3 separate regions of the Mus musculus genome follow, and regions 1 and 2 are each linked to region 3. Evidence: chromatin loops called from intact Hi-C (ENCODE). Cell type or tissue: gastrocnemius. All regions are shown on one strand. Region 1 has its middle 4.9 kb from the start of Cfap58. Region 2 overlaps Cfap43 (cilia and flagella associated protein 43). Region 3 overlaps Col17a1 (collagen, type XVII, alpha 1).

Evidence for each region. Peaks named below come from ENCODE experiments on the same cell type or tissue, not always from the same donor. Only the 100,000 strongest peaks of a DNase experiment are listed, where the experiment ranks them.
Region 1: a loop joins it to region 3, with 2.8 times the contacts of the local background. A loop is called at or near these places in 11 of 42 quality-filtered maps.
Region 2: it touches region 3 in a loop (2.8-fold over the local background); 13 of 42 quality-filtered maps call a loop at or near these places.

The regions. Positions count from the first base shown.
Region 1 is chr19:47,928,780-47,936,779 of GRCm38, reverse strand. No RefSeq gene overlaps it. Among named protein-coding and RNA genes, the nearest start is that of Cfap58, 4.9 kb to the left of the region's middle. In gastrocnemius, a CTCF peak has its summit at 4,324 (motif pointing right); a DNase peak (open chromatin) is centred at 4,352.
Region 2 is chr19:47,791,931-47,799,930 of GRCm38, reverse strand. It overlaps Cfap43 (cilia and flagella associated protein 43), which reads left to right. Exons shown (of 38, transcript NM_027559.2): 10 at 2,742-2,822; 11 at 4,180-4,328. Among named protein-coding and RNA genes, the nearest start is that of Mir8090, 41 kb to the right of the region's middle. In gastrocnemius, a CTCF peak has its summit at 4,368 (motif pointing right); DNase peaks (open chromatin) are centred at 4,353 and 7,056.
Region 3 is chr19:47,654,616-47,662,615 of GRCm38, reverse strand. Col17a1 (collagen, type XVII, alpha 1) reads left to right here. Exons shown (of 54, transcript NM_001290825.1): 29 at 218-280; 30 at 1,484-1,519; 31 at 1,762-1,833; 32 at 2,599-2,625; 33 at 3,356-3,391; 34 at 5,118-5,153; 35 at 5,451-5,531; 36 at 6,398-6,433; 37 at 7,348-7,425. Among named protein-coding and RNA genes, the nearest start is that of Col17a1, 33 kb to the left of the region's middle. In gastrocnemius, a CTCF peak has its summit at 3,540; DNase peaks (open chromatin) are centred at 3,309, 3,501 and 7,547; H3K4me3 peaks cover 297 bases; H3K27ac peaks cover 287 bases.

The sequences.
Region 1 (8,000 bases), 270 kb before region 3:
AAGTGGACTCTGCTTTCCAACAGCAAAGGTGCAATCCCTTAATGGCACTGCCCTATATATGTTGTACCACAGCGAATGTCCCAGGTTCTGCACCCATCCGGCGTTTACTGAGCATCAAGCAAGGGCTAGACAAACATTAGTTCATCTAATTAGGCAATTTTCAAATTCTGTCAATGGGCTGGAAGAAGCAGAGGCACATTTTGCTTTTACTTTCGCTTCCTCCACTGAAGAAATTGAGCATTTTTCTTCCTATGAACACGAGCTGCTCTGGGCCTCCCTTCTGTGAGCTTCCCTGTTCATAACCTTTGCCAACATTTTTATCCCTGTAAATATTTATTGAAATTTCAAAGAATAAAAATAATAAAATGACATAGGAAAATTTTACTTTTCTTTATTTGGACGTTTCAATAACATTCCTTTGGGGAATGCTTAAGTAGGTCTTTTTAATTTTTATAGTAATACATACATATTTTTATAGTAATATTTAGAAATCTATGCCAATCAAGAGGGTAAAAACTCCTTTTCATGTCACCTTTTTGACTTGTAAAACTTCTCCATTTGCAGCTGCTTAAAAGGGTCTGCTACTTTGGCTCTGTGGCTGGTGAGATAGTTCAGTGTGTAAAGGCACTTGCTGCCAAACCAGATAACCTAGGAATAGTCTTCAAAATCCCATTGAGTTGAAAGGGAGAACTCACTCCCTACATTGCCCTCTGACCTCCTCCACATGTCTGTATTTTCCAGCTAACACACCCACGAGCGCCACACACACACACACACACACACACACACACACACACAATGTTAAACCATAGTATTTTGTTCTTCTAGTTAGTCTTGAAAAGGACCATTGAGTTGGGTTGGAGAGGTGGCTCAGGTTAACAGCACTGGCTGCTCTTCCAGAAGATTTGGGTTCTATTCCCAGCATCCACACGGTGTCTCCCAAGCATCTGTAACTCCAGTTCCAGGGATCTGGTACCTCTGGTCCTTGAGGGTAGCAGGAATGTACACAGTGCACAGGCATACACGTGGGTAAACACCCACACACATAAGATAATTTTTTTAAAAGACCAGAAGCAGTGTACACGTGGTACACATACATATATACACAGGCAAGACAATCAGACACGGAAACTTTTAACAGGTTTTAAAGATGCTGGAGAGGGGCGTGGAGAACGGAGGAACACATCTATAATCACTGCACTTTCAAGAGACTGGGGCAGAAGTATTGGGAGTTTGAGACCCATCTAGATTACAGAGTGGGAAGGGACGGGGGTCGGAGGGGTGGAGGTAACAAAAGTCCACGGAGCATTCACATCGAGTTTGGTTATGTGGTGAGACTGTGTATCTTGCCCACTTTTTTTATGTCTTTTCCTCCTTCGTTTTGATTCATCTTGGTGAAGCCTGGACATCAAACACTGAGGACTGCTGTCTTTTTTTTTTTTTTTTTCACAGAACCGTAGTCCTAACTTTTGGTTCACCCCTTTTATTTACTTGTCTGTTTGCTCTTTCTCCATCAGTTTATCCTACAGGCCTCACCAAGTTTACCTGCTTGCATGCAGTTCTCAAACCCATCTGCATGGCACTGGAAAAGAGACAGATCTCTTAATGGAAGCACGGTATGAAAAGCGCACGTCTGAAACAGCTGTAAAAGGTTTCCAAATGAACACAGCCAAACATGGAACAGGCTGAGCTGCCTCTGACAATGTTTACCTAGGTTGTTTCACGCGACTTCGCTGCACATTGGTTCTGAATGAGCCAGACCCATACACGCCATCGCATTAGTGAAGTGTGAAAACACATTGTGTCGTGTCCCACTCGACCAGCAAGAAAGACGCAACCACCGGTTCTTCTTAATGTAGTTTACTCAGGCAGCTACTTATTTTAAATCCCCCAGCCTCTCTAGTTACAAGTGCTTTTTTCCACTCCAGCCACAACCACGCCCCCACCAATCACCACAGGTCACATCACCTCACCAGGCAGGCTTGCTCAGCCAATCAGGGATTAAGGGCGGGCCATCCGCCAAACATGGGCTTGTTTACTACCTGGAACAGACTTCCATCCTGCTGACCAGGAAGTCCGGAATGGCTCCTACAACATAGCATGAGGCACCTGAGAATTTAATGTTTTCAAAACCTATTTTTTTTAATGATGGTTCTTAAATGTTTTAACCTCCCTTGTCGTCCACCACCCACCAGAGGTATTGGGAAAGAAAGGATACAGAGGAATTGGACCTGTTTAGAAAGGTCCTTTGAAGCAACTCTTGTCTGTGTTGTCTGGAAATCGGCAGTTTAGTTCACAGGTTAGCAGTGGCAGCTTGATCCATTTGCGAACGCTTCAGGGATATGACAGCAGTCCAGTTCAGTAGAGTTGGGATAGCAAACATGAATCAGCAGAGGTGGCGTGACCTAGCACAAACAACCTGGCCTCAGCCTCAGCAGGAGGGACCAGGAGGAATGCCAAAAGAAGTTCTTAGCTGTACCTCTCTCGGTGAATCAAAGATCAGCGAAGACAAGAGACCAACAAGCATCGCAAGCCTAGCTCAGCCTCCATCACTGTTGGTAGAGTCCTATTTATATCCTCCAAACATTACGTGTTCTCCTGGGATCTTGCATCAGCACACACTTCTGTCTCAGCTGGCATCACTCTGCAATCAGCCCGATCCTCGGAAGTGGCAAGAAACTGCAGCACACCACCAGAAGTTCTTGGTGCGTTTCTCTCTATAGAATTCCAGCAAATGGAGCTCAACTACGCAATGTGGGCAGACCAACACATGCGTGTCATTAGCAAAGACTCCTTCAACACATGTCCTTTCACGTGCTTACTTTAGCAGAACATCCTTTCACCTGTGTCTGCTTCAGCTAAACATTCCTTCATGTGTTTGCCCCAGCAAAACAACAACACCCATGACTTTCCAAAGAATGCTGAAGATTCCATTTCAGGCACATTAACTCATACTCAAAATTAGTATCCGTTATAGCAGGGTTTCTACTGTACATGGAAGGTTTCTAGTCTCTTTTGTTTTGTTTTTAGTGTGCTTTGTTTGGTTTGTTTGTTTGTTTGTTTGTTTGTTTTTGGTGGCAGGTTTTCTCTGTGAATTTCTGGCTGTCCTGAAACTCATTCTGTAAACCTGGCTGGCCTCCAAACACTTGCCTCTGCCTTGAGAACTGGAATGAAAGGCATTCACCCCACCCCCACCCCCACCCCCACCCCCACCTGGCCACAAGGTTTTCTATTCTTAAAGAAGCATAATAATATAATTATTGAGTAATTTTTAATATTTCCCTGCCAGCATTTCTCAGCATGTATCACAATAGTGTCTCTTTGTGTTAGAAGATCTGGTTTTTAAAATTGCTATTTGAGTTTCATTTTTTGTTTGTTTGTTTGTTTGTTTGTTTTGTTTTGTTTTGTTTTGTTTTTGTTTTTCAAGACAGGGTTTCTCTGTGTAGCCCTGGCTGTCCTGGAACTCACTTTGTAGACCAGACTGGCCTCAAACTCAGGAATCCACCTCTCTCTGCCTCCCAAGTTCTGGGATTAAAGGCATGTGCCACCACACCCGGCCTGAGTTTCATTTTTTAAATTATTAAGTAAATTTTGACTTGAGATTAGGACAGAATTGCCAGCAATTTTCTAAGTGGCTTATAACAAAATTTTGGCATTTTTAAAACTTCAAATGTATGTTTGGTAGCATTCTTAGTATTGGTGATTAATAAGACCAGAATATCAATCAACTCTGACAAACACTGAAGGTATTTTAGATCCTTCCCAGTACTAAATGTTAGTCAAAATTAGCTAAATATAAAAAACCACCAGCATGCAACTTTGCTTTTGCCTTTAAAATATGGTAAAACTAAAAGCACACCTCAGAAATATTTTAAGTGAATTTCTTTTTGACTCATTGTCAGTAAATGTTTGACATGTAACCTAATTTTTACACTTATATACCAAGGGACATGTAAATTTTTCTTGGGATTATGAGTAGAATTTTCTTTAAAGTCCTGATTTCAGGCATGCCCCACTCACAGAAAGAACAGTAGGGACTCACAGGCTGTAGACACAGTTATTCTGACAACATGATTTATGATCTGGGAAAAACAAAGATCCCAAAGTGGGCAGTCAGGGATCCCCACGCAGTAGAAAGACGTGTGCTGTGTTCAGATCACAGACGAGCTCCAGACCAACATCAGTGTGGGTGGGGAAATGGATAATGGATAGATGAATGGATGTAACAATTCAGTTTATGATAGAACAAACTGATTCCCCATTTTCTGACCTGAGAACTAGAGTCACTCTGTTCCCCCGAGTGTTGCAGTAACACAGAGAACACTAGATGGCATCGTACTACAGAGAGTCCTCACCTTTCACAGCCTGGAGGACCAGCACCCAAGAGAGCATTGTACTAATCCCACTCCTCCTGTGCACACTTATTTCCCGAACACCTACTATGTGCCCAGCCCTATACTACATATGATGAGAGAGAAAAATACAAAAGGAGCTCAAGTTTCCCCAATTGAACCCAAAAATAAAAATGGTGTGGGCTGCCTTCCCTCCCAAAAGACTCTTCAGAACAGTCAAAGGTAGGCATGGAATGAGAACACCAGGGTGCAGGGCCCTGTGTGCCTTGGACCTTTGACCTTAGTTCCTTGAAGATGTGAAGTGTGGAACCCTCAGCATTTTCTGCCTAGAATCTGGGACCACCCCCATCCCAAGCTAGCGTGTTCCAACACATCCTACCTTCAGATCTCACACCCGCAGTCAATGCCTCCCTGGCAAGAATTCCCATCCCCTGTGTTCTACTTCGTAGACTATCTCATAATGGGAACAGATGATCTGATCATGTACATGGTTAATCCCTATCCTCCTCGCAAGGCAGTTGAACGGCAAAAAACCAACAATCATCATATAAGCCTTGCTTAGGCTTGTACTCAGTTGTGTTGGGCCTGATTTGTCACAAACACCACACACACCCCGGATGATATGTTGACACTCTAACCCCTCATAGCTCAGAACGAGATTATATTTAAAGGTGGGGCCCTTAAGGTTGTGAAGCAATCTGGTCATACAAGCAGGAGCAAGCACAGATACAGGAAAGCCAAGAAAGTCCACTTAAGACAGCAAACTTGCTGACACCTTCATTTTAGACTACTAATCCCCAGTATTATGAAGAAATAAATTCCTGGTTTTCAGGCAGCCTGATATATGGGCTCCTTGGTCTCTTAGAGGACAGAACCAATTCCCAGCTGACTAGTGTGTGAGGCATGTAGCTCTAGCAAACAATGTATCCAGCAACGCTGCAGAGTAAGCAAACATCAGAACACTGCAGAGTAAGTAAGTATCGAGTGAATGGCTACAGAATGACTTCTCAAATATGAAAGACAAGGATGCCACGGGAATAGGAACGGAGGTCGAACTTAAAGAATAAGGACAGAGACAGGGGGGTGGGAGGAATAGAAGAAATCCAAACTACAGGCAATAGCATGGACACATGCCAAGACAGCTGCAAAAGGCCTCCTGCAAAAAGGGCGGGATCTTAGACTCCGGAGGTGGCTCAGTGCTTAAGACCACGTGCTCTCTGGGAAGACCAAGCTTGGTTCCCAGCACCCAGATCAGGAGAAGCACAACCACCTATAGCTACAGCTCCAGGGGATCTGGTGCCTCTGACCTCCATGGACTCTATACATGTGTGCGAGCACACACACACACACACACACACACACACACACAAATAGTAGGGTAGGGGTGAATGGTAGAGAGCTGTCGGAGAATAGCAGAGAAGTTGCCACAAACTCTAGGACCAGTGACAGTGGTGAATACACCTATTTGTTCTGCGGGATAGCTCAAATGTGGGCACAGGCTGTAATCCCTCTGCAGAGCTCTTCGATTAAACCTGAATTCAACAGCCTCTTAACAGCACCCTCCACGGACGGACGGACAGACTGGACGGATGGACGGACGGCTCAGCTATGTTCATAGCACAGCAGCAACTGGCAGTATTTATCATGGAGAGTGCTGTCCTCATCAGAGACGTCCAGTGAGACAAGAAAATGAACCTTCAGAAGAGCAGACTCTCTAGCTTGCAGCTTTCCAGCCCGAGAGGCAAAGCAATAGCAAGCCACGGGCACTCACTCTTCAGTGGGTCGTGGAAGTCCTGCAGGCCATTAGAGTCTGCCCCACCCACCGGCTCCTTTAGACAAGTAACTTCTACCAAGAAGTGCAGGGGGTTCTCCACAAAGCCAGATACTCTCACCTGCTCAGCCTGCCTCCCAGGGCTGATTTTATTATATTTTCCTAGGAATCTGTATCTAGGGTCACGAGTTGTCAGCCAAATACTGCTGGAGCCTGAAACTGGGCATGCCACGGCCAGGAGAGGCTGTGAAAGACATACTTGGGGGAGAAGGAAAAAGAAAACTACAAAGTTCATGTCTGTAATTCCAGCTCTGGGGAAAAGTGGGCAGGAGGGTCACAGATTTGAGGTCAACCTGAGCTATGGTAGCCTGGTCACCCAGACCTACAAAGCAAAACCTTGTCTCAGAACAATTAAAGTGAATCAACAACCAAGAACCAGGCGGTGGCGGCACGCACCTTTAATCTCAGCACCCAGTTGGCTCTCCGAGTTCGAGGCCAGCCTGGTCTACAGAGTGGGTTCCAGGAAAGCCAGGGATACACAGGAAAACCCTGTCTCAAAAACAACAATGACAAAACAAACAAACAAACAAACAAACAAACAACACCCAGAATGAAAAGGAAGGGAAAGGAGGAGCCTCAGGCTCCACAAAGCTGATGAAGGAGACAATTCCATTCATTCCTGGTAACAGGTCCCAGGGAGGCCCTGCAATACCTGCTTTCCTGGGTTCTATTGATGTGTTGGACGGCCCAACAATATTACTTTATTTGTCTCAGCTAAATGGAGAGAGTTTTCATTGCCTAGATCCATGATCTACCCTCTAAAAGACAAGCGCTGACTGACACACGGGTCCTGTTTACACAGGCGTCCTTCCAAAATTGCTGGATTTACTGTCCATGGAATCTAAAACTACATTTGGGCCCTCGGTGACATGGTAAAAACTGCTCCAGTCATCATGCCTAACATTTTTCCTCCAGGCTATTGGGAAGATTAAAAGCCCATGTGTTACAGAAAATTGTTATCATTTATCAGCCAACCCTTTGGTCACCTTAGATGACAGAGCCGAATCCCAGCTGGCTAGAGCTCTCCAAAGCTGTGCGTGGCGTGTTTTATTTCTTTAATCTCCTCCTTTCCAGCCCACTGCAGACCTAACCTAACAGAACATCTTTTGAGCATCTGACATCAGTTCCCAAAGGGTCCGCAAACTCCCTGCTTGGTACCTAAGGAAGCAGCGAAGCTCAGGCAGATATATGGGGAAGACGGGAAGGTCAGGAGGCAGGCAGCTGGAGTGTGGAAGCAGCCACTGTGGCTGATCATTTTTACCCTGAAAGAAATAGCTCTCCCTAAGCCCAGAGGAGGAGAGAGCATTCTTGTAAGCAGGACATGTCACCTGTCTGGAATGCGGCTAGATTCTCAGCAGCTGTTTTCTCTCAGGTGAGGTGACTCTGGGGCATAACTGGTTAGGCCAGCTTATTCAAGTGTGCGTGTCTTGCTCAAGAAGCCAAAGTTGCAGGCTCTCTTCTTACAGAACAGAGAAGGACTCACACAAACCAAGTTCATGGCTGACCAGGTTGGCACCCCACAAAGTATACCCACTGTAAGTAAATAAGCAAAAACTTTTAAATTAAAACATGAATAAACTCAGGCACCATAGGTAATTACTCCTTAGATATTAATGTTGAGGAAAGAAGAAAGCTATTCGAACATAGACATCTAAGAGTGGTTGCCATAGGGTCCTCCCCTCTGTACCTCAGGCTGATCTCAGATCTACTGTGTAGTCCCCAACCCACATCTTCCTGCCTCATCTCTGTGAGTGCTGAGATTACAGGCATGTGCCACCTGGCCCTGTTTAAGGTAGGTAAACAAAATCCTGCTCAAG
Region 2 (8,000 bases), 140 kb before region 3:
AGACTTCATTCCTCCACTCTCCAGAGTGCTGGGCTCCTAGGTAAATGCTATTGCCATGCCTAACACAACAGTAAACTGGCATGTGACAAAGTAGCCAAGACAACTTGGTGAAAGTAATATCTCCTTTTCATCAAATGCTGCTGGGACAACTAATTCCTGCACTCGTGTAACTTACACACACACACACACACACACACACACACACACACATACACACACGTACGCACCTGCCCAAATATTCTGAACCTAGATGCAAACCGTTATATATTCAAAAAAAAATCAAAACTAATCGTAGACAAACGTAAAAGCAAAATTATAAAGTTATTAAAAGGTGATGATAAAATCCAAGTTACCTTGACCTTGATGGCAAACTCTTTAACTACAGTACCAAATACAGCCTGCGGAGGGATAAATCAGAGGGTTGCATTTGACTAGAACCTCTGTTCTGTGGGGGCAAAAAAAAAAACAAAACAACTCCAGAGTAGAAAGCCCTAGGCATCTCCTCTGCTAAGAGAAGGAAAAGGCAAACCACAAATGATATCTCTGCAGCAGGGGCAGCTGACAAAGGACAGGGCACCCAGACCTGCAGAAAGCATGTGGGGTTCAAGAGTAAGAAAGTGAACAATCTCATTCAGAAATAAAGGGGAAAGCATGAATAGACTCTACACAAAGCAGGTGTATGGATGGAAACTAAGTCTGTGAAAAGATGCTGTAAACATCTGTCCTTAGGTAAGTGTGGTACCGCAATGCCACCGCCTGTTAGAACGTCTCAAATCTAAAGTGCTGACGACGACAGAGGCTTCCGTAGAGCAACCGAAGCACCAAGCGCTCGTTTGTTGAACGGAGGTGCGGCCAAGTTGGGTTCCGTTTGTCAGCTTCTTTTAAAACTAAGCAGGCACCGTATGCTCCGGTGGTTACACTCTTTAGTGTGTACCCAAATGGGCTGAAAACGTAATGCCATCCAAAGAATGAGACACACATAAATGTTTACAGCAGCATTTTTCATAACGGCCCAGACTTGGAAAACAACTGAGGTGGTCACCATTCGCCAGTGAATGCAGAGACTGTGGCACAGTCGCACAATGTGTCCTTGCTCGGTAATAAAAAAAGAAATAAAGCTGTCGGGCCACCCCAAGACTTAGACGGATCGTAAATGCATAGTGCTAAGTGACAGAAGCCAGTGTGAAAAAGCCTACACGCTGTATGAATCTAACAGGATATTCTGGAGTAGGCAAAGCCATGGAGTCAGTAAAATGGATCAGTGGTTGTCAGGGGAGTGGGGAGGGAGGCAGGAACAGACGAGAGGAGGTTTCTAAGGCAGAGAAACTGTCCATGGGAGTCATTACAAACTCATCAAAACTCTCAGAACGAGCAACACAAAGATTGAAGGAGCCCCGATGTAAAATATAGATTTAACCAGTAGCTGTATCAGTGTGGACTTAGATGCTGAAGCCCATGTCCAGGTCTGATGCAGCTGCTAACAGTGGAGCGCTGTGGGAGGTGGAGTGAGGGGAGGGGGTCTACTGTACTTTCTGCTCAGAACCTCTATAGTCCTAAAATATTCTAAAAGTAAAATGATTTTAAAACAGCAATATATAGCTTGCTGTTTCTAGGCTTCATCATCATCATTAGGCGATAATCCCATTAAACTTCTAGGGGCTTTTTCTTTGAAGTATGACTGTGGGGGAGTGTTTGTGTGTGTGTGTGTGTGTGTGTGTGTGTGTGTGTGTGTGTGTGTGTGTGTGTGTGTGTGTGTTTTCTGCATGTGTGGCTGTGCACGCCTATGTGCCTGGTACACGCAGAAACCAAAGAATATATCAGATCCCTTGGAACTGGGCTGCAGAGTGTTGGAAACTGCCCTGTGAACATTGGCAACCAAGTCTTACTCCTCCAGAAGAGCAGACAGTTCTCATTGAACCACTGAGCCGTACATCTAGTCTCCCATCTCACTGTTCCTAACCTAGTTACTATAGTATCTAAATCCTATTCAAGGTAATTCGTTTTATTTCTTAGTTTTTGGTTGTTTGGTTTTGGTTTGGGTTGTTTTTTTGTTTTTGTTTTTTGTTTGTTTGTTTTTTGAGACAGGGTTTCCTCTGTGTAGCTCTGGCTGTCCTGGAACTTGCTCTGTAGACCAGGCTGACCTTAAACTCACGAAGATCTCTCTCTGCCTCCCAAATGCTGGGATTAAAGGCATGTGCTACCACTGCCTGGCTATTTTTTACATCTTTATTATTTATTATGCATTTATTGTGTGAGGGGGGAGGGAGAGGAGGGGGGAGAGGGGGAGGGGAGGGGGAAAGGGGGAGGAAGAGGTGTTAACTTGGGGGACTTGGTTCTCTTCATCTACCATGTGGATCCCTGGATCAAATTCAGGTCATCAGGCGTGGTAGCAAGTGCCTTTACCCACTGAATATATCTATACTTTGTAGCCCTGACGGGCAGGGAACTCAGCATATAGACCAGGCTGGCTTCAAACTCACAGTGATCCTTGTCCTCTGCCTCCTAAGTGCTGAAGATAATTGTTTTTAAAAACACAGAAGGCACCCAGGTATGATAGTCTGTGCCTGTAACCCTAGCACAATTAATCCTACCACAATGTAATCCTTCAGAAAATAAGAGTCACTGTTGAATTTATAAATGACAATAACCTATAGAAACAGTGTAGCTTTTAACTGACCCCCAGGTGAACATACTAGCTGCTCAGCAAGTACTTGTTCGGTGTATCTGTTTTCCTCCTACAGACACTCACTAGTTCTGGGGAAGTTTCCACTGTATCACTAGAAGACTGCAATTGTACAAGCAGGATTTTCCTGAAGACTCAAGTAAGTGTGTCCCATAAATCCATGCTTAAAATATCTATTCTGCCTCCACTTGCCTTTCAGTGTTCACATCCAGTGGTCTTTGGAACTCCTCCCTGCTGTGCTGTTTCACATACAAAGGTAGAGTTTAAGAAGCCCCGATTTAGTCACACCCACATGCCACGGTGCCAAGCTCACATCACTGCGCCGGGGCGTAGGGAACCAGAGGCCTCAAAGAGTATCTCTCCAGGGAGTACTCCCCATGAATAAGAGCACAGTCAATGCTACCCAACAAAAGCTCAGCCCCGAAAGAGGGGTCTCATTCATCCCTCTGAGCCCTAGGAATAATGGGACAGGGGCTTCTCTGTGGGTATCCAAGGCTTTCATAGAAGGACAAACACCCACGATATCTTTCTCAATATGCCATTGCCTCTGCAGAATCCACAATACATTTTGCATAAGATAATATAAAAAAATATAAAGACCTGAATAGTAATAGTGCTGAATTTCTTCTTCCTTTGCATCTTAGAAGGTAGGGAAGTTCCAGTCCTTCCCTCCTACAAATTAAAAATCTCAATTATAAAATACTTAATACCAAATACCAATTACATAAAACATGACACTAAGCAAGTACCATGTCATATAATATTGCAAGTTGCAATTACAAGTCCCCTCCCTGAAAAGTAACAATTTCTATTAGAATTTCTAGAACTAAAGGGGCATTACACACCATCAGACCCATCAGAGATCAGGTCTCTGTTTGAAAACAAGAAGCAAGTATCTAACAAAACCCCGGGGGGGGGGGGTTGTATAACCAGGACTTAACCTGTTCCTCCTGGACAAGGCCAGATACAGCCACTGACTGAAGGTCTTGGCCAGCCTTCACTGAGCTCCAAACCAGGTCTGAAACATGGGTGTGGTCCAGCCTGTGCTTAGAGAACCATTTCTTTATGGTAGATCCCACTGCGCTACAGGGAAATGATCGTTGGAAAGACCCAGTGATGCTGGGGCCCAAATGTCTCTGCCTCTGCTGTAAGTAGTTCCCTGTGAACACTTGAGGCAGGGCTCCCAGAGAGACCAACCCAGCATCACCACGGCCAGATGCCCACACTGCCACAGCATCGCTTGATGTCACCTGTAAGATGGCATAAGGCTCCCTTGGCTACTGCTACTTAGAGAAGCTCACTATAGCTCTTACAGAGGATGCTTCCCCAATTATCAACTGCTTAAGCAGTTGGTCAGATTCAGGGATGTTGACTTTCTGTACAGAAATAGCGACCCAAACAAAGCTTTCGGTCTTTTCAAAAATTCTATGCTCCAGCCCGGCAGGCTTCTTGTATATGGAGCAGCCTTCATTCTCTGGGGTTTTTTTCTTAAACAGGCAACAGCTCTGGCGTGCTCCCCTTCCTCGCCGACAGCTGCCGTGGGGACGGTGGATGGCTATGTCTACTTTCTGAACATCCTTGATGTGGAGTCCCCTCAGATGATCCACCAGGCCTTCCTCTCCCAGTCACCAGTGAAGATAGTGACGTAAGCATCATCTGCACTAGCCACGCTATCATCAGACCTGCCTGTAGGGGGCGCAAGTGAAACACCCTTGCTTTTCAGTACTACACATTTGGAACATTCACTCTGTCAGCATTCAAAAAAAAAAAGAGTAAGAAGGCAGGTAGTGGGGAAAGTCCCTCTCACACAGTTCCCTCCCAGGAGCAGCCAATTACCAACTTCCAATCTCCCTTTTCAAAGACGGTCTTATGCACAAGTAAACAAAATGACCAGGATTTGTGTTCACTTTCACGGTCTTCAAATACTGAGAGCAGGCTGGCAAGTGTGCTCTTGTATGCGGGTGCACTGAAGCATGTGAAGGTCAGAGGTCAACCTTGGGTGTGTGTGTTTCCTAGGATGCCATCCACCTTGGTTTGGGGGTGTTTTGTTTTGTTTGGGGGAGTGTCTCTCACTGGATCTGGAACTCGCCAGTTGGGCTAGGCGGGTTGGCCAGCGAGGGCCAGCGATCTCCAGTTCCCCAGTACACATGCCACTGTGGATTTTTTTTTTTTTTAGGCACATTCCGGGGCTCAAACTCAGGTTCTCATGCTTGAAGGAAAAGAACTTTATCAATTGAGCTGGCTCGCCAGCCGCACCGGAGAATGCTCAACATTCGCGTTAGAGAGGAGTCTCGTCCTTCTTCTAGATGGTGGTGGCACAATATTCCATTATATACACAGTTCATCTTTTTTCTCAAGCAGTACATTGATGAACATAAAAATTATCCCAAGATTCTCAAAGATTCTTCTACTATTTTGAACATTATTATACAGAGTGATGAGTTTCCTGGGCCATTTTCATGCTTTGTTCTCATCCACCACCACCACCCCACTCCACCCTCCCCCACCCTCCCCACCCCACCTCTCCCGGGCCCCTTGCTCCACCCCTGCCCCACCCCATGCTCCCTTCCCTCCCCTCTCCCCCATGCTCTGCTCTGGTCCTGGTCTGGGTCTCCTGGCTCCCTCCTCTCCCGCCCCTCCCCACCCCTGCTAAGCTCTCGCCCATCTGCCCATCTCCGTGCTTAGCTTGCCTCTCTCCCCTCCACTCTCATGCTCCTGTTTCCCCTTTTGCTGCCTCACAAGATACAAGATACGGTTTCTGCTTTCACAGTTCATTAGCCTCACTTTTTTGCTCCCCTGGGAGGCAGAGACAGGTGGATCACTGAGTTCAAGGCCAGCCTGGTCTACATGGTGAGTTCCAGGACAGCCAGGGCTACACAGAGAAAAGTGTCTCAAGAAACAACAGCAACAAAACAAAAGAAAAAAAAAAAGGAAAGAAAAGAAAAGAAAAAGAAAAAACAGACAGTTAAGCAAACAATGCAGATTTTGTCTTTGTGAGTCTGGCCTATTTAATTTACTATGACACTTTCCAGTGCCAGCCATTTTCTTAAAGATGTCATGATTTCATTTTTCTTTACAATCATTTCTCTCTCTTTTTCTTTTATTGAAAATCGACTTTTTCAAATATATTCTCATTACAGTTTCCCCACCCCCAACTCCTCTAAGAACTTCCCCACCTCCCCCAGCCCCACCCCCCATCAGAGTCCACTCCCTTTCTGACTCCAGTTAGAAAAGCAAACAGCCATCTAAAGAATAATAATAAAGTAAGATAAAGACAAAAAGAAAGCAGAATAGGCAAAATGAACAAATAGAAGAAAAAGAGCCATAGAAAGAGAATAAGAACCACATAGAGACAGAGAGGCACACACACACACACACACACACACACACACACACACACACACGCACTCACTCATACTCACATGTACACACACTCACATACTCACACTCACATGCACACACACACATTCACACACACTCACACATTCACACACACTCACACATTCACACACACTCACACACACACATTCACACACACTCACACATACACACACTCACATGCATACACACTCACACACATGCTCACACACACACTCACACACAGACATTCACACACACACTCACACATGCACATTCACACACACACACACACACACACACACATACACACACATGTGCGCCCAAGAATCCAATAAAAACACAAAAGTGGAAGCCATAAAATATGTGCAAAGGGCAGGCTGGAGAGATGGTTCAGTGGTTAAGAGCATTGACTCTTCTTCCAGAGGTCCTGAGTTCAAGTCCCAGCAACCACATGGTGGCTCACAACCATCTGTAATGGGATTCAATGCCCTCTTCTGGTGTGTCTGAAGATAGTGACAGTGTACTCATATACATAAAATAAATAAATCTCTTAAGCCGGGTGGTGGTGGCACACGCCTTTAATCCCTGCACTTGGGAGGCAGAGGCAGGCAGATTTCTGAGTTCGAGGCCAGCCTGGTCTACAAAGTGAGTTCCAGGACAGCCAGGGCTACACAGAGAAACTCTGTCTCAAAAAACCAAAAAAAAAAAAAAAAAAAAAAAAAAAAAAGCAAAGAACCCGTATGAAAAAATAAAGATAAAGACTTTTAAAAAAAATGCCCTGACCACTAAGAGACGTGGAACCCCCAAAAATGCCATTAAATTATTTTTGTGTTGGCCATCTACTGCTGGACATGGAGTCTGCCCTTAGCGTGGTTTGTATCCCCAGCAAGACTAGAGTAGAAACATTTGCAAGTAACTACTGATTTGGGGATTGCTTCTGGGTTAGGGAGGGGGTCACGCGTTCACTTACCTCAGTACTGGGGCCCCACTTGGCACAGATCCATGTGGGCCCTGTGCATGCTGCCACAGTCTCTGTGTGTGTGTGTGTGTGTGTGTGTGTGTGTGTGTGTGTGTGTGTGTGCTGTGTTTAGAGGGCCCTGTTTCCTTGGCCTCCTCCATCCCCTCTGGCATTTACCTTACCCCTTCCACCTCCTCCTCCACAGGGTCCCCTGAGTCTTAAGGGGAGGGAGTTTATGAAGATGCCGCACGTATGACTGAGTGTTGCGAGGTCCCTCGCTCTCTGCACACTGTCCAGTTGTGGGTCTCTGCAGGAGGAATCTTCTCCAACGGTGGCTAAGCAGGACACTAATGAGGAGAGCGGAATGTCGTTAGGAGTCATCATATGACTATGTCCTTTTGGCAGAACAGTAATACATGGCCTTCCCCCAGGTTCCTGACCTATCTAGTCTCAGGCTTTTTGGCCACAGATGGGTTCCATCTCACGAACTGAGCCTTAAATCCAGTCCCGGGTTGGTTAGTTCCTCCCACAAGCTTAAAGCCACCACTGCATTGGTGTATCTTGCAGGCAGATCACCATTGTAGATCAAAGGCTTGCCCACCTTGCTCTCCCATACAACCCAGGACTCCCCTGCCCAGGGGTAGCACCACCACCACCACCACCACCACTACCACCACACATATAAGTCGTTAATCAAGAAAACGCCCTCACAGACTTGGCCACAGGCCAATCTCATGCTGTCACTTTCTCAGTTGAAGTTCTCTTGCTCCCAGATGACCCTGGCTTGTGTCAAGCTGACCAAACAAATAAACCAACAAAACCCTAGCCCGCAGAATCACTCACGGGAATGTGGATGCGGGCTACTCATGGGCAGCAGAAATGATTCCAAGACACCTGCACCACCCAAGCCCACCCAAGTTCTCAGCTCACTAAAGCTGAGAACAGGGAACACACTGCCCAGCTCGTAGAAAGCTCAAGGGTTGCAGAGTATTCTTTGCA
Region 3 (8,000 bases):
CTCAGATCAGCCGTGGCTGCTGGAGCAGTCTGAACCTGCTGCCTATGGGGCCCGAGTTGATAGGTGTTCCTGGCCTTGGTGGCAAAGCAGAGGGAAGTTGTCCCTCTCAGCTCCTCTGGGGGAAGAGGAAGCAGGAGGAAGCAGGCACATTCACACTACCAGTGTGGAGGCACACTTACCTTTTAGCCTCCAGCAACTGGTCCTTTGTTCTTTGCAGGGGAGCCTGGCATTCGAGGTTTGCCTGGAGCTGTGGGTGAACCCGGAGCCAAAGGCGCAATGGGTAAGTGTCCCACAGTCTGAGCTGAGTATCTCCCCAGAGGCTCTCTAGCTGCAGGTTTCTGGGAATGTCTCATTGTTCTGGAGCAGGCATTGTCCTTCTTCCCTGACTACTTCCTGCTCACCGAGAACTTGCAAGGTTTGAGGTTCCATGGAATCCCCAGTAGTCCACCTCAGGGACAGCTTCAAAGCCAGATTCAGGACACCACCCTTTGACTAGCCATCACTGAGGTGCCTATATCCAGACGGAGAAGCTCCAGGGAGCCTGGCCTCAGCTTAGAGTCCCATAGATGCTCAAGCCACCACAATGGGGATGTGACCCTTTCACTACCATTCACTGACTAAGCATTAGTAAGAGCATACTGTATGCAGGACCGTAAGCTACTAGGTTGTGCGTTACTTCATCCCTGCAAGTTACAACAAAGCTTGTGAGTGGTGACAGGGGCCACGGGAGTCACAGAGAGCGAGGATACAACCTAAGAAGAGATGGTTTTCAGCCTGGAAGACAGAAAGAAGAAAGGGCATTTCAGGTGTTCCTTAAAACTCAGAAAGTGCCGGGCATGGTGGCTCATGCCTTTAATTCCAGCACTCGGGAGGCAAAGGCGGGCGGATTTCTGAGTTTAATTCGAGGCCAGCCTGGTCTACAAAGTGAGTTCCAGGACAGCCAAAGCTATACAGAGAAACCCTGTCTTGAAAAAAACCAAAAACAAAACAAAAACAAAAAACAAAAAAACCTCAGAAAGTGTTTAATCATGCAGAGGTGCCACTGGTGTGGCTAATCCACGTTGGAAGGAGGTTAGGAATATGGTTAGGGGAGAGGTGACAGGGACCTGAAGGACCTTCACCTCCAGGTCCTCAGGTGAATGAGGCAGACACTGTTCTCATAGTGCACTGGGGACAGGGTGTCCTGGACCATTCCCAGGAGGGAAATGCATGCGCCTTAGGAGAAGCTGCGAGGAGCCTGTGTTGGGGCGTATCACAAAGGCGAGGCTCCTGAGGTTGGCGGCCATGGGGACTGCTGTATGAGCGCCTGCCTGGGAGACCACGTGCTCCAAGCCTACTGGGGCAGGAGCTACTGGGAGCACTGAACTGGGGCAGGAGGGAGCACTGAACTGGGGCAGGAGGGAGCACTGAACTGGGGCAGGAGGGAGCACTGAACTGGGGCAGGAGGGAGCACTGAACAGACTTCACTTGTCTTCTTTCCCAGGTCCGGCTGGCGCTGATGGACAGCAAGGTTCCAGAGGTTAGTCACCACGCTGTGGTCTTCATGGTCACCGGCTGCCCTTGCCTGCCCCTCCCTGGCCTTCCTCTGCCCCCACATGCATGCCTGAGCCCTCCATCCTAATGATAAAGGGGCATGCAGCAGTCTTGGTCACCGTGCTTCCTCCCGCCTGCCTATCTGCCAGCAAGCCGCTGAGGAAACCCCAGGGGCTCAGCTGCACTTTCCCAGGGGAGAGCCATTCCCATATTTCATGCTCTCCGCAGGTGAACAAGGCTTGACAGGGATGCCTGGAACCCGGGGCCCCCCAGGACCCGCTGGAGACCCAGGAAAGCCAGGTAATGAGACAGGAAAGGGATGCCACTGTCCTCTGTGTGCATGCAACTCTGGGATGTTCCCGTGTGTATGCACACTGGGGGTGTGGTGGGTAGGTGCTCAGATGCTACACTGTGTGTGTATGAGCCTTACCCTGTTACCCTCAGCAAGCAGCTCAAGGCAGAACTCTAACCACAAGTTGACATTTTGAAAAGAAGAAGTAGCAGATGAAAATAAGCAAGGAGTTGAAGGGCATGAGTGCTCTTAATACTGTAGACTTGAACTCAAGTTCAGTGTCTTGCCTGTCTCCTCTCCTGGGGCTGTACCCAGGCCTTCACCAGTACCTATCGACCAGAGAGGAGAGGCCTTGCTAGCATCTCCACCGAGGGCCAAACAAGAGCAGGATTCTTAGGTCTGTGGGAAGAGTAAGTCAAAACCAGATACGGTGTCCATTCACCCAGGAACCCCGACTCCTTGGCTGGAGCTAGGTGCAGTGTAATGGAGGAGCGATGGCAGCATTTGACCTCATGTGTATATGTGGGTGTGTGTGTGCAATGGAACATCTGTTCATTTCACAACAAAGCTCACAGAATGGCTCTCTGCCCAGAGATGGAGGACTCTGGGCCCTAACCTCTGAGCCCTTCACTGCCACGCCCACCGGCTCTGGGGGCAAGGTTGTGTTGTGTTGTGTTGTGTTGTGTAGTGTTGTGTTATGTTATGTTGTGTTGTGGCTCCTTGGAGCAGTCCTTAACCCTTCAACTCTTGGTCCTATGTCTTCTTTTCTGCAGGTCTCACAGGACCCCAGGGACCTCAGGGTGAGTCATGCAGTCCCCGGATGCCATCTCCTGCCAGGACAGGACAGGCGCTATAGCCAGTGTCTCTCTAGTTACACAAGCCTGTCCTTCCCTTTCCCATCTCCAGTAAAACAGACTCGGGTTCTGTCACAGTGAGTGCTAATAAGGACCATAAGGGTGGTGGGGGGTGAACCCTGCACAGACCATGTAGGTGACATTCTGATATCAGTGATGCCAGATCCGGTTTGCTCCGTGCTCTGTCTCTGGTGCAGGAACACTCAGGAAGGATACTGCTGGCTAGGAATTCTCTTAAGAAATCTCTACCATGCACGCACATCCAGCCCCTCACTCTCTCTAGTCAGACAAAGAGAGTCATACCAAGCTCTGCAAAGGCCAACACGTGCTGCTAACTCTGGACACAGCAGTCAACAGGGAGAGGGACAGTGACAGCCTTGTAACCCAGAGTGACAGGGATCCTCCAGAGCCTCTGTCTACCTCAACCCAACCCTGCTGGGCCTCCATGTCTCACAGACAGACAGACAGACAGGCTTCTGGGGGAGAGCTCTGTGCCCACTCCAGGTGACTTCAGGCAGGGCCTGAGTGGATCCTGCTGCTTCTGTCAGGCAGCCCGTGTGGCCACACTGAGTGGCAGAGTGCTGGCTGGTTACTGCCAGAGGGGAGAGAGGGAGGGCAGACATCCAGAGCTGCGGGGCCTTAATCATCCTGACTGACTTGTGTTTAATCACATCAGGACTTCCTGGTAGCCCTGGCCGACCAGGGACTAAAGGTATGTGATTTCTCCCAAGGAGCTTTTTTTCTTTTTCTTTTTCTTTTTCTTTTTCTTTTTCTTTTTCTTCTCACCAGCCATTTTTACAGCCGGGAGGGGTTGACAGGCAGGAAGGTCTGCTCTGACCAGAGCCTGGACCAACAGTGGCATCTAGTGGTTCCAAAGGAAGGCTGAGAGGAGGGAGTGCCGAGGCCTGAGTCCTCAGGCCCACTTGTTCCAGGCTGAACCCTGAGGCTTATTTTCATGTCCCCAGGTCCTTGTGGCAGGAAGATAGGAAAGGAAGCTTGCTTGCTCCCAAGCTTTCTAAGCCTATTTGACTTTTAAATGCCTCTAAAATACTCCTGACGCCAAGGTCTACTGAGACCAGAGCCACCCTGATTCCCCCACCCTGTCCCAGGTGTGACTGAGGACAGCAGAGACGCAGAAAGAGGTGTCTATAGGAAGGAAGAGGTGCCTTAACCCCACCAGGGGACAAGTCAAAGGACTATAGGGTGTCTGGCTGGGGCAATGCAATGCCACACAGGCTCAGAGTAACACTCTAGTTCAGTCCTGCCCATCAGACCCCAGCCCTGGGCAAACCTAGGAATGCTGGGTGCTCAGGGTCACACACACTCTTTTCCGTCCTGTGTCCTCACTTTCCTGAGCCTTGGCACTCTTCATCACAAACATCCCCAAGTGGGACCCTAGAAAGAAAAGGTTTGAAAAACTATTATTTCTAATGAGCGGCTGAGCCACAAAGATCTTTGCGGATAAATGAGCACAGCTGTAAAATATGGCAGCCGAGTTCCTACTTCCCAGGCCAGTGGACCTCTGGTGGCTTCCGTAAGGCCTCATAGGGTTAGGGGAGACCATAGAGTATTCCTTGGGGGCTGCAGGCTCTCCTGAAGGAGCTGCACTTCAGACGCAGGTTGTCGATTGTTAGAGTGTACTCTCTCCGAGCAGTCTCCTGCCTTGGCCTTGAGCCCTGGCTGGGGGAACGTGAGCAAAGCGCACCCTTTTGCTCTCCCTGAGAGGAAACCAAAGCCACCCTTCCCTGTGGGGCTTACCATCATTGTTCACACACCTTAGCGTCCAGGGAAGGGCTTTGGTCAAAGGAGCGTCTCTGGTTAGTTCTAGGAGTAAAGCTGAAGTGTGCCAGGCAGGCTCTCTCAGCGAGCCTGGCTCCCAGCTCCAGAATTCATGCCCTCTCTAGTCCTTTGCCAGCCCCAAGCCCATCCAGCCATGGATTGTTAGTCAAGAGGTGCTGGAGTGGTGGATATGTACAGAGACCCATGAGTCCTGCATCCTCTTGCTGGAAGCCCTTCACTCACACATCCTTTCTTGTCCCTCAAGACCAACGGTACACAGGGAATTCACCCATGGGATCGTGACTTTTATTTATCCTTTGATCTTCAGATAATTTCTCCGACTATGGCCATTACAGGAAGAAAAGATGGGGCGGGGCTGAGAACGAGACTCAGGTTGGCCCCCATTCTGGCCTCGTGGAAGGGCACATTCCTCCACAGCCTCCCAGGAGACCCCTTCTCTGAGAGACGACCAAAGCTCTGGCCCTGGGTCTAAGTTGAGAGATAAACACTCAGTGTAGCATAGGCTCCCTTCATTACTACAATCCCATTAGCTTGAGGGCAAGAGGACCACAGGTGGCCCTCGGTGCAACCAGAGGCTCTGAAAATGATTCATCAAGCCACTGGTTAATCCTCTTGCCCACTCCCTTTGTCCTCCCCAGGCGAACCCGGCGCTCCCGGCAGAGTCATGACTTCAGGTAGGCAGCCCAGGAGGGTACGTCCCTGAGTTCTATTTGCCTGTCCCATGTGGGCCATCTGCCTCAATGTCAGCGGGTGGCGGGTGCTTAGGGAGGGATGCAGGTGAGCCCAGACCACCATGTTGTGGCTCCTTGGCCTGTAGTCAGCCCAGGGAAGTTAGGATGTTGGAGAGATGAGAAGGAGAGGTTCCTGTCTTGCTGGCCTACAGCCTACTGGGGTCCTGGCATGGCCTGCAGCCTACTGGGGTCTTGGCACCTCTGAAGGTGACATGTGTCCCATATTTCTTCTGTTTCCAGAGGGATCATCAACAATCACTGTGCCCGGACCTCCCGGACCTCCTGGTGCCATGGGTCCCCCAGGACCTCCAGGGACGCCAGGTCAGTCTGTTCTCTTGCTCTGCCCCCAGTCAGCAGCAGGCTGTGGAGACAACAGATTCTAGGCACATCTGTTCAAATCCTGACACTGAGGGCAGGGACTACGGAGAGGAGACTTATAAGGGAGGAGTCTGATGCTACACTCAGCATTTGCTGAGACACCGAGACCCAGAGTGGGTAAATTACTCCCCTAAGGTCACACAGCCGACAAAGGGCAGGGGAGGGTTTCCATCCAGACCTTTCCGTCTCCAGAACCGGAGCAGTTGATGAAGGTTCCTGAGCTCTTTGTTTCTTAGAGAAATAGTACGACAGATTTATCTGGGGCAGCCCGAATGCTGGTGCTCAGTGAGGCTCATGGATGTACCGCCATGGTTGCAGAACTGTGTAGCAAAGCTCTGGGGAGGCTAGAGCACCACCATCAGGGGTGTGTGTGAGTTCTGTGGGTACAGCTGCCTTCTTACAAATGTAAGCAAACCCCCAAAACACTGCTGAACTAAAATAAAGCAAAATATTAAAGAATTGTGATTCCTACCCCCCACCCCCATTTTTCCAAGATGCCTGTTATCTTGTTTTATGTTTTAATTATTTAAAATATTTGTATTCAAATTAAGAACAGGATTTATACCCAAGGCAAGTGTGCCCTGTTCCTATGCAGGCATGCTCCAGTGAGCAGTGGATATTTAAGTGACCTAGATGTCCCCAAGCAGTAAAGATGTGCCCCACCTCAGGCTCCCCTTCCTGTCAGCTTTACAGGACTGGCCTCTGGTTGCTAATCTGCTCTGGGAGACTTCCTGTGTCCCCAGGTACCTGCCCTTTTCTCAGCTTTGGGGGAGGGGCTGTGATTTAGCTTTTTCTATAACTGTTTGCAGGTCCAGCTGGCCCTGCTGGTCTCCCAGGACAACAAGGTATGCATCACCCTGTATAACCACAGGCTGTGGGCTGGGGGAGGCTGGGGTGGGATGGGGGTGCAGTGGGGGTGGGGTTTAAGTCCCTGAATGATAGATAAAGGGGGGGGTGGAATGGCAGGGCCTCTTGTCTCCACAACAGGCCTCTCCTCACCACAGGCCCTGTAGAGCCTTTACCTGCTCTCATCTCTCCCATATTTCTGAGAGGGTCAGGGCTCCTCAGGACAGGAAGACTGAGGAGTTCTGGTCAAGGTTCTGGTCAAGGTTAAGCAGACCATTTTCATAGACCTTGGGCTTCAGATGACCAGACTCTGATTATAACAGTACTGTCCAGTGATTTGTCCAAGTATCAAGATAACAGAAGTAGCAGCCATGCTCACAGTCAACTATTGGATGGATCACAGGGTCCCCAATGGAGGAGCTAGAGAAAGCACCCAAGGAGCTAAAGGGGTCTGCAACCCTATAGGTGGAACAACAATATGAACTAACCAGTACCCCCAGATCTCATGTCTCTAGCTGCATATGTATCAGAAGATGGCCTAGTCGGCCATCATTGGAAAGAGAGGCCCATTAGTCTTGCAAACTTTATATGCCTCAGTACAGGGGAACGCCAGGGCCAAGAACTGGGAGTGGGTGGGTAGGGGAGTGAGGGGGAGGGTATGGGGGACTTTTGGGATAGCATTGAAAATGTAAATGAAGAAAATACCTAATTAAAAAAAAAAAGAAGAAGAAGTAGCAGCCATTGTTGCCCTGGCTTTCTTCCCCCTTATTTGTCTGTCTTTCCTCCTACAGCTGGAATGCAGCCTCTCTCCTCTAGGTCTCTCCCTTCCTTGCCACACCCTCCTTGAATCTGCCCCTGCCCCACAGAACTCCACTGAAGCAGTGTGCGTGCTAACCCTGTGTCCTCCCCACAGGCCCACGAGGGGAGCCAGGACTTGCTGGTGACTCATTCCTAAGCAGTGGCAGCTCCATCTCTGAGGTCCTCTCTGCCCGTGAGTGCAGGCACAGTCCAGGGCAGGTGTCGCTGGGGATGACACTGTTGTCAGGTGTCGCTGGGGAGGGAATGGCAGGTGTCGCTGGGGAGGGAATGGCAGGTGTCGCTGGGGATGACACTGTTGGCAGGTGTCGCTGGGGAGGGAATGGCAGGTGTCGCTGGGGATGACACTGTTGGCAGGGCGCCAAGCAGCTGTACCAGTGAGTCACTGCAAAGTGTCACGTCAGAATGGCCATGTTCTCTGCTCTGCAGTGGGAGCTGGTTAGAACAGCAGAGAATGTCTGGTGTGAGAGGCACAGTCACAAGAATATGACAGCTGGCAGGCCGTGGCCTTCCAGTAGGACCTGGGTCAGATCAGGTGTTGGGAGTGAGTGTGACTGGCAGGAGTCAAGCAAACCTAACTGGGGAAGCAAGGATGGGTGTCCTTGGACTCTCCGTCACAGGAAGTCTGACTCTTGTGACCTCCTGTCCACCAAGGGTCCAAGGGGGACCACAGCTGGGCCTCCCACCTGGGCTGTCAAGCAGCAAAGATGCAGCGAACCCCAGTGGTTTGAAGCCAGCACATTAGGGGTT